Linked DNA regions of Homo sapiens: all the other regions are linked to region 2. A link is a contact called in ENCODE Hi-C or POLR2A ChIA-PET data. All regions are on one chromosome and are shown on one strand. Each heading gives the region's core, a stretch centred on a gene start or an enhancer-like site at or near the end of the contact. The rest is flanking DNA. Distances are from core to core; before and after follow the strand shown. Region 1 overlaps LINC00877 (long intergenic non-protein coding RNA 877). Region 2 overlaps SHQ1 (SHQ1, H/ACA ribonucleoprotein assembly factor). Region 3 overlaps PDZRN3 (PDZ domain containing ring finger 3).

Region 1 (4,255 bases), core at 1,653-4,152, 680 kb before region 2:
ATGTAGGTTCTTTTCTATTTCCCCTAAGTGTTGGCCAGTCTGCGAAATAAAGAGAAAGAGTACAAAAGAGAGAAATTTTATAGCTGGGCCTCCGGGGGTGACATCACATGTCGGCAGGTTCCATGATGCCCCTTGAGCCACAAAACTGCAAGTTTTTATTAAGGACTTCAAAAGGGGAGGGGGTACGAATAGGGAGTGGGTCACAGAGATCACATGCTTCCTAGGGCAATAAAAGATCACAAGACAAGTGGCAGAGCAAGATCACAAGGCCAGGGCGAAATCAGAATTACTGATGAGGTTCCATGTCCTGCTGGGCACACATTGTCATTGATAAACATGTTAACAGGAAACAAGGTTAGAGAGCAGACAACTTGTCTGACTAGAATTTGCCAGGCTGGAATTTCCTAATCCTAGCAAGCCTGAGGGCACTGCAGGAGACCAGGGCGTATTTCATCCCTTATCTTCAACCGCATAAGACAGACACTCCCAGAGCGGCCATTTTACAGACCTTCCCCTGGGAATACATTCCTTTCCCAGGTTTATTCCTTGCTGGGAAAAGAATTCCGCGATATTTCTCCTATTCGCCTTCTGCAAGAAGAGAAATATGACTCTGTTCTGCCTGGCCCCACAGGCAGTCAGATCTTATGGTTATCTCCCTTGTTCCCTGAAAATCACTGTTATCCTGTTCTTTTTTAGGATGCCCAGATTTCATATTGTTCAAACACACATGTTTTACAAACAATTTGTGCAGTTAATGCAATTATCACAGGGTCCTGAGGTGACATATATCTTCAGTTTACGAAGATGATGGGATTAAGAGATTAAAGTAAAGACAGGCATAGGAAATTATAAGAGTATTGATTGGGGAAGTGATAAATGTCTGTGAAATCTTCACAATTTATGTTCTTCTGCCACAGCTTCAGCCGGTCCCTCCATTTGGGGTCCCTGACTTCCCACAGCAGACGACAAACACAGTGGGCTTAAAACAATGTGAATTTATTATCCTATAGTTCTGGAATAAAAATACTGGGCTAAAATCAAGGTGTCAGCCTATCTTCCTTTTGGAGGCTCTAGGGGAAAATCTGCTTCCTTGCTTTGTCCAACTTCTAGAGACTGCCGGCATTCCTTGGCTTGTGGTCCCTTCTTCCAGCTTCAAGGCCAGAAGTGTGGCATCTTCTCTTTTCTCTGACCTCAGCTTCCATCCTTACATCTTCTCTCTCTGATTCTGATGCTTCTGCTGATCTCTCACAAGGACTCTTCTGATTACATTGGGCCCACCAGGATAACCTCCCCATCTCAAGACCCTCAACATAATCACATCTGCAGAATTCCTTTTACAGTGGAAAGTAATATATTCACAGGTTCCAGGGATTAGGATATGGACATCTTTGGAGGGCCATTATTATTATTATTATTTAATTTAAAAAGAGACAGTATCTCACTATATTGCCCAGGCTGGTCTTGAACTCCTGGGCTCGAGTGATCCTCTTTCCTCAGCCTACCAAAGTGTTGGGATTACAGGTGTGAGCCACCGTGCTGGCCTGGAGGCCATTGTTCAACCTGCAAAAATATGCTGTCTGTTCCCAAAGTTTTATGTCTATCTCAACTGCATTGACCCATTCTTAAAAACTCCCAACCCATTACAGCAATCAACCTGAATCCAAAATCTCATCTAAGTCTTATCAGGTCAAAAGTTTCATTTCTCATCACATAAATCATCGAATATAGGCATGGGTGAAGCTCTGGGTATAGTCCAGTGTGTGGCACAATTTCTCTCTATCTGTGGACCTATGAAGCTAGCAAAGAAATTATCTGCTCCCAAAATACAAAATGAAACACACTCCACCAGGGTAACAGCACTCCCATTCAAAACGAGAGAAGAAGGAAAGAAAAAAAAGAGTCCCTGGTCCCAAATGTTTTCTAAATCCAACCAGAAAAACTCCATTAGGTTTCAAGGCATGGCTCTCAGCTCTGCCTTCAGAGCCTATAAGGTCTGCTCTCACAGTCATCTTTCCTTCTTCATAAAGGGTAATACTTGTTTGCAGCTGTAGTTTCACCCACCTGTTTCCTGTCTGTAGAATTTTGGTGATCTGACAACCTTCTTTCATTTTGTTCTCTCTGTCCCTTTCAGGTCAAGCTGGCAGTGTTTTGGGGCACATACCATTCTTAAAAGCCTTGTGAGTTTCCTGCATATGTCACATGGACTCACTCCATTTGACCATCAGGCCAAATCAAACCTATTGCCTCTTTTTGTAAATGAAGTTTTATTGCAACACAGACACACCTACCTGTTCATTTACATATTGTTGATGGCTATTTACATGATATAACAGAGTGAAGGGTTGCAACAGAGACAGTGTGGCTCAAAAGCTGAGACTATTTACTATCTAACCCTTTTCAGAAAATGTTTGCTGATGACTGGCCCAGAGCCAAAACCCAAATAAGTAGTAGCGTTTAAACAAATGACAGGCTTGGGTGGGTTGCAAAAGCGGGGCCGCTTGGAGGTAGTGAATATTTCAGATGTTGTGCGGGAGGTGTGAGGAGAAAAGTGAGAAGCGGTGAGGGACGAAGGAAGAGGAAGTGAGAGCCATGGACTTCAGAAGTAAACTTGAACTTCTTGGCAAGTTACCTTGGAAGCCTGGGGCCAGGGTCATTAAGCAGCAAGATTACCATGAAGGAAAAGAGTGAACCAAAAGAAAGTAAGGGGAGAAATTCAAACTGGGCTCAATTGTGACAGAAAAGAAAAATCACACCTAGAGCAGTACACTGAGTCCCTTAGTATGCAAGAACCACATTGCCTCCTCCTCATCCTCCCTCTGAAAAGAAGCCCGCTGTGCACACCTATGGGACAGCCTTTGCTTAATTCTATGTGCCAGCGGCAGCTTCCCAGTAAGCCTTCTCCCCTTTGCTTTTGCTCCGTGGAAATGAGAACACGCCAAGGGTGACGTTTGTGTGTGGGTTTTGGCGCTTTCACAAAAAGCTTCATTAGCCTTATTTAGAATATGATTGCTCCTTCAATCCCTGTGCATAAATGGATTTCAGGTGACCATGCCTGTCACAGGCCCCTGCTCGCCTGGTTACTGGCTTGAGGTATTCTTTGGTTTAAACAAAGCAGGACAAATAAAGAGCAAAGACCCACTCAGGGCCCTAGATGTTCATAGAAACTGATTTCCCCTTAAAAAAACAGCTCACTGTGGGAGTTGTAAATAGGAAGAAATGAACCATTTAAGAGAGTCTTTGAGACTACTGCCTGTTGGAATGGAACCAGTTTGGGGTTTGGGGTGGAGGTGGCATGTCAAATTTGTGGTTACTTCCTAAACACACACAAACTGTTTCAATATCTGATTTGAATATGCTACAACTGCCCCCTGCCAAAACCCTGCCCAGCAGTCTTTCTCCCCACAAACAGCTAAGCCAAGAACCCCAGGACAATTTGCTGTCTGTGCTGATAGACTATCTGGGGTTTCTAAAGCAGGCGATGTATTCTATTTCAGGAAATCAGACCAAATAAAAATCATTCCAATTAAAAAGTGCCACTGGGCAAGTAGAACAGCAAGTGCCCACCTCACACAAAACAGACCAACCACAAAGTGCAGGCTTTCATATATGTTGTTGATGGCAGAGTCACTGCCTTAGAGCCTCGAGTTTATTCAATGGGATAAAAGTTGCCTGGTAAATTGGGCTGAGAGGATTTTTTCCCAGAAGGCCATCACAAGGCATTTTGATGTACTTATCATTTACAAGAGCCTAGAGGAATCTAAAAGTGATTTTGATTTCAAATACTATAGAACCCAGTTATTATATAGCTTATTAATACTGAGCTTCAAATAACCATCAGATATATTCTGAGACACACACATATGCACACACATACACATACACACACATACACACACACACACCCTCTGTACAGGCTTGTAATATGAGGCCTGTGATGGTGATGTCTCATGTTATTTAGGGAGTCGGGTTCTAAATTTCTACAAAGATGAAAATTGTGTACAGTTAAAGGTGCATTTGGAAAATCCCTTCAAATGCCCACTAGCACAGTGAGGTGCTTGCACCGTGAGAGGTAGGAAGTAAATCTGATTACTTCAGCTCTCACATGCCCCTTGCAGGTGAGGATGGGCAGAACCAACACCATGTCAGCCCTCTTTTTCACTCTTCTTGCTGAGGGCATGGAGATGAATTCACTTTAGTTAACTGTATAGGTTATATAATTTCACCTTGATCAGCTCACCCCCAGGAGGGTTAGTCC
Region 2 (4,506 bases), core at 1,122-3,621:
CCAACTGAGCAAGTTCTGACTTGCACAAAGCCCAGAATCCTCCAAAGGAACTGTGACTAATATATTTAGCTTAACAATGTTAAATGAAGTATACATATAAGCATCATCTATGGAGGTTTAGAAAACAAGGGTAAAATTTGAATCATTTTTGTGAATATTGCTGAATATATTAAACATGCCAATTCTCAAGTTGATATTATTTGGATCTTTGTTATTGTCTACTATACAGATATTGTGTCCTGTCTTTTATAACAGTAGAAATGTGGAATTCCAAAGCTCCTCCCCTAGAATCCTGGCTCTTCTCAGAAAGCATACCCCACACACAGGGGGACTGAAAGTAACAAGTGTAACAGGCAGAAAAGTGGTGAAGCTGAGTCCAGGGGCCCAAACAGGAACTCCTGCCTGTAACCAGCTGATGCGAACTTTTATCCTTCAGGAAAAAGTTTTTCACTTTCGGCATTATATTATGTTTAAAATTACCAGGTTATACAATAAGTTGATGGATGGATGGATGGATGGATAGATGGATAGATGGATGGATGGATGGATGGATGGATAGATGGATGGATGATAGATAGATAGACAGATAAATTGATTTTTGATCCTTTGCCAAGCTTCATTTCTATTTTATTATCCCACCTTTAATACCTCAAGCTGGCTAGCTTCCTAAATTAATACTAAAGTTCTGAAAGAAACTTTAATAAAAGAAACATTCTGAACTCTCTCCCATTCTTAAAGAATGCTAGGATAAAAACTGATTAAAATTTCAAAATAGCATTGGTGTAGAATGTGCCCCAGTAGTCTGAGGAATTAAAGTTGGGTTTGTTTTTATTCAATTACTTAGCACAGATAACCTAGCAATCACTGTTCACAAAAAGGGAAATTATTCCTGTAGGGAAAAAAAATTAAGCCATGAAAGAGTAGCTGTTTTGTTTTTTTCAACCACTAGTACAATTAGAGTTGGTTCTAATCTGCCACTCCTTGTCAATTACACAATCTACTTTTGTAACAGACTTACCTTTTCAGAAAGCAGCTCACTTAAGGTAGGTAGTAGTTTTTCTCTGTCGTACTCAAAACTGACTAGGCTAGTTCATGTCCAAAAGCTTGGTCAAATGGCATTATTAGATAACCACTCTTACAAACATCAGGTACTATTTATTTCTTTATTTAGAGACAGGTTCTCGCTTTATTGCCTGGGCTCTGGAGTGCAGTGGTGCAATCAGCGCTCCCTGTAGCTTTGACCTCCTGGGCAAAAGTGATCCTCCCACCTCAGCCTCCTGAGTAGCTGGGACTACAGGCACATGCCACCACACCCAGCTAATTTTTATATTTTTTGTAAAGACAGGTTCTCCCTATGTTGCCCAGGCTGGTCTCCAACTCCTGGGCTCAAGTGATCCTCCCACCTTGGCTTTCCCAGAGTTCTGTGATTACAGGCATGAGCGGCAGCCCTGGGCATGGTACATTTTGATACTCTCAACAAACACATAGGCTGAGTTACTAGTTATAGTATATGTTTTTTGTTTGTCTGGTTAGGTTTTTCTTGAGACAGACTCTCACTCTGCCTTCCAGTCTGGAGTGTGGAGTGCAGTGGAGCGATCTCAGCTCACTGCAACCTCCACCTCCCTGGTTCAAGTGATTCTCCTGCATCAGCCTCCCGAGTAGCTGGGATTACAGGCATGCGCCACCACGCCCGGCTAATTTTTGTTATTTTTAGTAGAGATGGGGTTTTGCCATGTTGGCCAGGCTGGTCTCAAACTCCTGACCTCACAGTGATCCACCCACCTTGGTCTCTCAAAGTGCTGGGGATTACAGGAGTAAGCCACCATGCCTGGCTAGTTACATGTTTTATATCTAAGTGAGGATCACCTACCTGTTAAGAATATATTTATTATAGAATGAAGAGACGCTGCATTTAAAAGAGACAATTGGATACCACTGCTGTCATATTTTAATAAAACCACACTCAAAATAGATTTTTCTTAGAAAGTTACTGGAAATGTAATCCTACAATGTAACTTAAAAAAGACCTTTCATTCTTTCTGCATATGTGAAATAATATCCTATTTGGAGAATTTCTCTTTAAAGACTGCAGACAAGTTATGCTACATGTAACTACCACGAAAGAGTAATTGCAACAGCAGAAAGTACTTGCCTTTACTATGGCTAAGCTGATACAAAATTTCCTCAATTATTTTACATTTGGTGACTGTAGGAGGGGGAAAGCCTCCGCAGCCTTATGAAGCAACCAAAACAAAATGCAAAAGGAGCCTGAAATGTAGGGGCAGGGGGAACTGGGTATAAATGGAAAGCATACATCCTGTTTTTTTGCTGTAGAGTTTTGTCTCAAACTATCAATCAACTTTTCACCACTTCCTGCAATAGCAGGTCTACTATAAATCTCAGAGTAACCGACTAGGTTTCATTTCCTCTGCCCAAACCTAGAAGCCTGCCAGGCATGACATACTGAGACTAGAGCCCACAATTGATCACAGAGGACAAGACTCCAGTGAGGCAATTCCAGACAGTTCAAACTGGATGCTTACTGGCTAACTCGGCCTTTTAATTTCATAGCATACAAAACACACAATCTCAGGTTCTATCTGGGACCAAACAGTAGATCAAATTTCTTCTCTTTCCTTTTTTTTTTTTTTTTTTGAAAGATGGGGTCTCACTGCATTGCCCAGGCTGGAGACCAGTAGTCAAAGGAGCAGTAATACCACAATACAATGTTGAACTACTGGCCTCAGCAGCCCTCCTGCCTCAGCTTCCCAAGTAGGTGGAACTACGGGTACGTGCCACTGAGCCCGGCTTCAACTTTCTGAAGGGCATTTACTGCACATCAATGGTAGACTGGATAAAGAAAATGTGGTACATATACACCATGGAATACCATGCAGCCATAAAAGGAACAGGATCATGTCCTTTGTAGCAACATGGATGGAGCTGGAGGCCATTTTCCTTAGCAAACTAATGCAGGAACAGAAAACCAATTACCGCATGTTGTCACTTGTAAGTGGGAGCTAAATGATAAGAACACATGGACACATAGAGGGGAACAACACACACCAGGGCCTATCAGAGGGTGGAGGATAGGTAGAGGGAGATGATCAGGAAAAACAACTAATAAGTACTAGGCTTAATACCTGGGTGGTGAAAATAATCTGTACATCAAACTCCCATGACACAAGTTTACCTATATAACAAACCTGCACGTGTCCCTGAACTTAAAAGTTAAATTTTTTTAAAAGGGCTTTTATGATAATGACATATCATAATTCCTCTCTATTGAAAAGAACCAGTTCCATACTTTAGGTTCCTTGGCCCAAAACACATGTATGTAGCCTGATCTAAAGGTAATGCACTGGCTTTAAGTAGAAGTTGCTGGTGAAATTCCTATCTTGAATCTGAGAGCCGCCAAGAAAAACAAATACCAATGGATGCACAGAGGAACCTGAAGCTGTCTCTTCTTATTCTATAACAGTGAGAAGCACTTCCAGCGCAGCCATTAACAAAAACATTCAATCTCTAAGAACAAGAAACGACTAACTTAACACAAGGAAGGCTGCAAGCTAAAGAGTTATTTAAACCATATCTAGTTTGGGCCAATAACACAACTTCTCATACAAATTTCAACTGGTTTTTATGCCATTTCGTGGGCATAGGCTCTGAGAAACATCATCTAGTCCATGGATCAGCAGAATCATTTTCTGAAAACTCCCTGTATTAGTTTCCTAAGGCTGCCATAACAAACCACCAAAAACTGGTAGCAGAAAACAAAATATATAAATTTATTTTTCACAGCTCCTGAGGCTACTATTTTTTCTTTTTTTTTTTTTTTTTTCCGAGATGGAGTCTCATTCTATTGCCCAAGCTGGAATGCAATGGCACGATCTCGGCTCACTGCAACCTCCACCTCCTGGGTTCAAGCAGTTCTCCTGCCTCAGCCTCCTGAGTAGCTGGGATTACAGGCACTCACCACCACGCCCGGCTAATTTTTGTATTTTGGTAGAGACAGGGTTTCACCATGTTGGCCAGGCTGGTCTCAAACTCCTGACCTCATGATCTGCCTGCCTTGGCCTTCCAAAGAGCTGGGATTACAGGCGTGAGCCACCGCACCTGGCCAAGGCTACTATTAATAGTCCAGAATTAAGGAGTCAGCAGGTTTGGCTCCTTCTCAGGGCAGAATCCCTTCCATGCCCTTCTCTTAGCTTTTGGTGTTGCTGGCAATCCTTGGAGTTCCTTGGCTTGTAAATGCATCACTCCAAGCTCTGCCTCTGTTGTTCAGGGTGTTCTCCCTATGTGTTTGTGACTTCACATGGCCATCTTCACTCTGTTTGTGTCTTAGTGTCTCTTCTTTTCTTATGAGGTTACCAGTTATGGTGGATTAAAGGCCCACCCTACTCTAGCATGACCTCATCTTAACTAATTACATATGCAATGACTCTATTTCTAAATAAGGTCACATTGTGAGGTTCTGCAAGGACATGAAGTTTGGAGGGACATCAC
Region 3 (4,305 bases), core at 1,119-3,618, 690 kb after region 2:
TACCTTAATTGGAAAACAAAAACCTGAAAAAATTATTAGACATAACCTCAGGAGTTTCAAAACAGAGTAAGTTTAAATTTACAGAATACTCACTACACTTTCTTATCTGCCTGACTCTCTGTACAAGGATTCAGTTGCTGGCGGGGACAGAGAGCAACATGTCCCAGGGAAGCTGAGGAAGAACGTGGATGGAAAACAGACTGCTTCTGGCGATGTGAACCTTCCCTTACCTTAGGAAGAAGGGTAACCAGGGTGCACAGAATGGCGAATTGAGGACCTTTTCTTCTCAGTTCCTTCTTTAAAATACTGAATCCTACTGCATCGAGTGAGTAGGTTTTCATGTCTTACCCTCGTGACTTGTGTATTCTGTTGCTCTCGACAGTGCTGGGTGAGCTGGCTCCTAGCTCCTGCCTTCTCCCACTTCCCAGCTTGCTGCAGCCCTCTGGTGACAGTCAGACAATGATATGGAAGGATTCCTGACTAATTCGGATGGACGTGAGCTGAACCTTCCCTGCTTCTGGCCAACCTCTTGACTATATATATATATATAAAGAATTGCAATATATATATATATATATTAGATATATATATTAGATCTAATATATATAATTTTGCAATCCATTTATTTGTCTCTGTATTCACTCCCATCCCCAAATTATTTTCATGGTGGAGAAACAAACTTTGTGCCCCTTCTTCAACTGCAAAACCTTGCTCTGCCCTCCCTTCAGTTGCACTGCTTCTCTTAGTCTGTGCAGGAAATCGAAGCCTCGTGCCCTCGGACTCAAGGCTCTCCCAGACCTCCATCCCTCCCACTCGTGCTGTCTGTCCTAGCTTCCTGTTGCCTGTCTCCTCCCTCTCCAGGCCGACAGAGGTTTCTCAAGACATTCTGAAGGCTCCCAAATCTGCCACTCCCCAGTCTTCTCCCTCTCCCTCCTTTTGCTGACACGTTCCTCCATAGAGCAGTCTACACTTAACTTCTCTTCTTTCTCACCTCCACCCATTCTCTTTGGTTTGCCCTCTGCAATCCTTCCTCCATAGCCGAACACACACTACTATAGCTGTCCCATCTGGGGTCATAATGACCTCCCAATTGCCGCAACCAAGAGCTTGTTGTAAGTCCTCCATTCAAACTATCTAAATAGGAGGACGTGGAGGTCCATAGTTCAAGATTTACCTCCACTGGCTTTAGAGATAATTCAGTTGCAGTCCAAAAAGATTACTTACCGGCGGAACTGAGATGTGGCCCCAGCCTTCTGTTAACCATGTTGATGTTCTTTCTCCTAAAGACCACCACCTGCCTTGACCTTCCCTGTAACACCTGACCCTGTTGACTCTACACTCCTTCTTAACTCTTCCCTGGTCCTTTCATAGTATACATTCCTCATCTACCCAGATCCCTCTGGTAATGCCTGCTAGCTCCTTTTCCTCTTGCATTCTACATAAATATAGATATGCCCTAAATATCATAGCTTTTCCAGTAGTAAGGATCATATCTAGCACACACATTTTCTTCTTCCCACCTCTCTTCTGTCTCCATATACTGCCAGTGGGAGTTCAACCTATTAGAAATGCCCTCTGACAACCAAAAACATCCTTCTCTTTCATCACCCGTAAATAAGCACCTACCATGTGAGATTCAGCACAGGAGGGGAATCTGGGATCAGACTGCCTAATTTCAAATCCCAGCTCAGCTTCTTTAGCACATGCCATTGTGACCTGGCAAGATTCTTCCCAAGTCTTCATTTTTTCTTCTAACCACCTACGATTGTTGTGAAGACTAATGAGAAATTACTCATACAGAGTTACTCAGTGAAGTGGCTGGCTTGCAGCATTAATGGTAAATGCTCAGTAGATTTTAGTTTTCTTCCTTTCTTTTTTACATTTTCACTTTTAATGTTTGCTAGGGATGATGCTGAACCCTAGTTCCATCCCTTGTATAGCTCAGCGTCTGGTGTAATTAAACTTTAGATGTGCCACAGCAGCTGTCTGCAGAGTAGATGGGGAGAAAGGAGTGAAGAGTTAATTCTACTTAGGGCATCAGAAAAACCTTCATTTGAAGAGCTAAACACTAATCTCAATCTTGTTTTTTTTTCCTGGGGACTAAGCTGCTATACAGACCACATGTAAACTTTATTTAATAGAAGCTTCACAAGTGAGCAATATCATGGCAAGAAAAAAACATTTAGAACAGAATTGTTCAGACATTGGGGTGCATTTAGCTACTAGGGTGGGCAAGAAACATAGGCCAGAATAATTTGTGGCTACCCCTGAGGATATTCACAGTATGTAACACCTCAAGCCAGAGAAGCCATGGAAACACCTGGTGTGATACATCTGTACTTGTGGCACGAAAGTCAGGACAGGCACCTTTTATATTTAAAACCAGTCACCATGACTACCACAACCCAGTTTCTCATGCTACCACAAACCTTCTATTTCTCACTGCAATGTGGTGTGTGGCATGGTTGGAGTCACAAGACTGATTTTCATGGGACTTTGAACCTCTGATTCTTATGTTTCTTTGAGTTTCATTTTAAGCCTGGTCTTTGCAGAGAAAGGGGGAAGAAATCACAGATAATTAAAGCATAAAATATTCTCATTTCATGGTGGGGCTAACAAGTGAAACTACAAGTAATGATGTAATCCAACTTGTCAAAAAGGGAAATGAAAAGAGGAGACAGAAGGCAGGACAGAGCCTTGGGACCCAGCGTGCCATGTCATCTTCTAATTAACTAACTGATCCTTTAAACTGTCAAACTCGGCGAGGAACTCCATGGCCTGGCATCTGATTAATATTCATATTCGGGCACTGGATGCTCTGATTTAAGTCCCAACGGCTGTAGTTAAACATCAGTCTTTAAAAAAAAAAAGAGAGAGAGGGAAATAAAAACCTGCCTGGTGAACCAAAGTCTCCAGGTTTTACATTCATAGGGAAATGAGGGAAGGCCACACTGAGTTCCATAATCCACAGTGCGAGCAAATCCTCCGTGGATGCATATTGATTTCTGAATCATGATGAGGACTTGTATATTGAACAAATAATTATTTTGCTTCTTTCTACTGGCAGCCACATTGTTAATCATATCCCACGCCTCACTGTTAAATAAGCGAACAACGCGTGTAAAATTACATAGCATTCGGTAATATAATCAAGCTTTTAATTTCAAACAAAAATAATTGAATATGTAATTTAATTAAAACAGGCTAGAATCCATCATTCAGTTAAACTGTAATAAGTGGCAGCCTGGACTTTTATTCTTATGGCACAGGCTGCAAAAGAATATATTGCCTCCCTTAAATTGACTTCTCGACTAAAAAATGCTTCAGTCTGGGGTGTAAGAAAAGCCTGTTCTAACTGCATGCTTTACGTAGATGAGGCAATTGACTTAAAAAACTCAAACCAGCACCCCTAGACAGAGTCTCAGTCTGATTCACACTCCCAACCACCAACAGCTGGGCAGCACACGCCATAGGTACCTCCTCTGGAGGACGATGATGAGAAGGGTCCTTAGGAGGCACTGGATGGACTGTGCCTTTTCCTTTACTCTCAGTTCTCTTTTTATTAATTAAAGACCTCTGAAGGAAGAAAATAAGTCAGCCCAGTTCCACTGCAAGTTCTAACAGCATTGGTTTTTGGAAAATGTTTCCTAAGATATTTTTATATTTAATGTGAGAGAGGCTTCCCTCTCATGATGCCAGTCCATTCTACATTACTGTGTTCTACATTGACATGCCACTGATCCCATATGCCTTCTCAGTAGCAATTCTTCCTTACCCTATAGAGCGTACTAAACATTCTCAAGCCCTTGTTAAACATACTACTTAGCTATTCTCCAAGTTATATTTAAAAATGGGTGACATTGCTCATGGATGTGCAGATTGGCATCATAATCAATACACACACAAAATACAAAAGGTGTGGTAAGAGCTAGGCTCAAGCTGATCAGTGCAGCCAATAGATATCGAGGCCTATCACGTAATCAGGCACATTAATAAGTCACGATTCATTTTCTTTTTAGCAGGGAGGACATGCTATACATCTAATCAGTATATTTTTAATAAAGGAATAGCCCACTTGTAATAAATACATACATACATTCCAAATAGCTTGTGTGATTTTCCAAATTGAGCAAAAAATGTGGTCAAACTGGTTTAGGGTACAAGTTTAAATTCCAAAAGGCATTTTTGCATTTCTGCTAACTAGAGTAGGAAGAGGAGGAAAACCATCCAACAGCACCATTACTATCTCTGCATCACACCTGCCTTTGAAAGATCAGAACTGAAAAGGCAGACTGGCTGGTGCTG

The links. A loop is a pair of places that touch in the nucleus more often than their neighbours do. ChIA-PET counts read pairs that join two places held with the same protein, here RNA polymerase II (POLR2A). Pooled maps may share reads with other maps.
Region 1: a loop to region 2 is called in a pooled map, with 12 times the contacts of the local background. The contact joins two enhancer-like sites. A Hi-C loop is called at or near these places in 11 of 37 single-sample maps with no recorded cell type and 6 of 50 pooled maps. POLR2A ChIA-PET finds 5 or more read pairs at or near these places in 1 of 52 experiments (OCI-LY7).
Region 3: a loop to region 2 is called in a map with no recorded cell type, with 12 times the contacts of the local background. The contact joins two enhancer-like sites. A Hi-C loop is called at or near these places in 5 of 37 single-sample maps with no recorded cell type and 5 of 50 pooled maps.

Annotation. Positions count from the first base shown.
Region 1 is chr3:72,075,594-72,079,848 of GRCh38, forward strand. The region is part of intron 2 of LINC00877 (long intergenic non-protein coding RNA 877); the gene reads right to left. Among named protein-coding and RNA genes, the nearest start is that of LINC00877, 23 kb to the right of the region's middle. RefSeq lists enhancers at 2,606-2,695, 2,766-2,895, 3,016-3,065. Within about 2 kb of position 2,903, at least 3 of the 41 ENCODE cell types and tissues checked have a DNase peak (open chromatin) inside an H3K27ac peak, as active enhancers do.
Region 2 is chr3:72,754,745-72,759,250 of GRCh38, forward strand. All of the region lies in intron 10 of SHQ1 (SHQ1, H/ACA ribonucleoprotein assembly factor), which reads right to left. Among named protein-coding and RNA genes, the nearest start is that of SHQ1, 91 kb to the right of the region's middle. Within about 2 kb of position 2,372, at least 3 of the 41 ENCODE cell types and tissues checked have a DNase peak (open chromatin) inside an H3K27ac peak, as active enhancers do.
Region 3 is chr3:73,446,508-73,450,812 of GRCh38, forward strand. All of the region lies in intron 3 of PDZRN3 (PDZ domain containing ring finger 3), which reads right to left. Among named protein-coding and RNA genes, the nearest start is that of PDZRN3-AS1, 170 kb to the right of the region's middle. RefSeq lists an enhancer at 2,491-2,560. Within about 2 kb of position 2,369, at least 3 of the 41 ENCODE cell types and tissues checked have a DNase peak (open chromatin) inside an H3K27ac peak, as active enhancers do.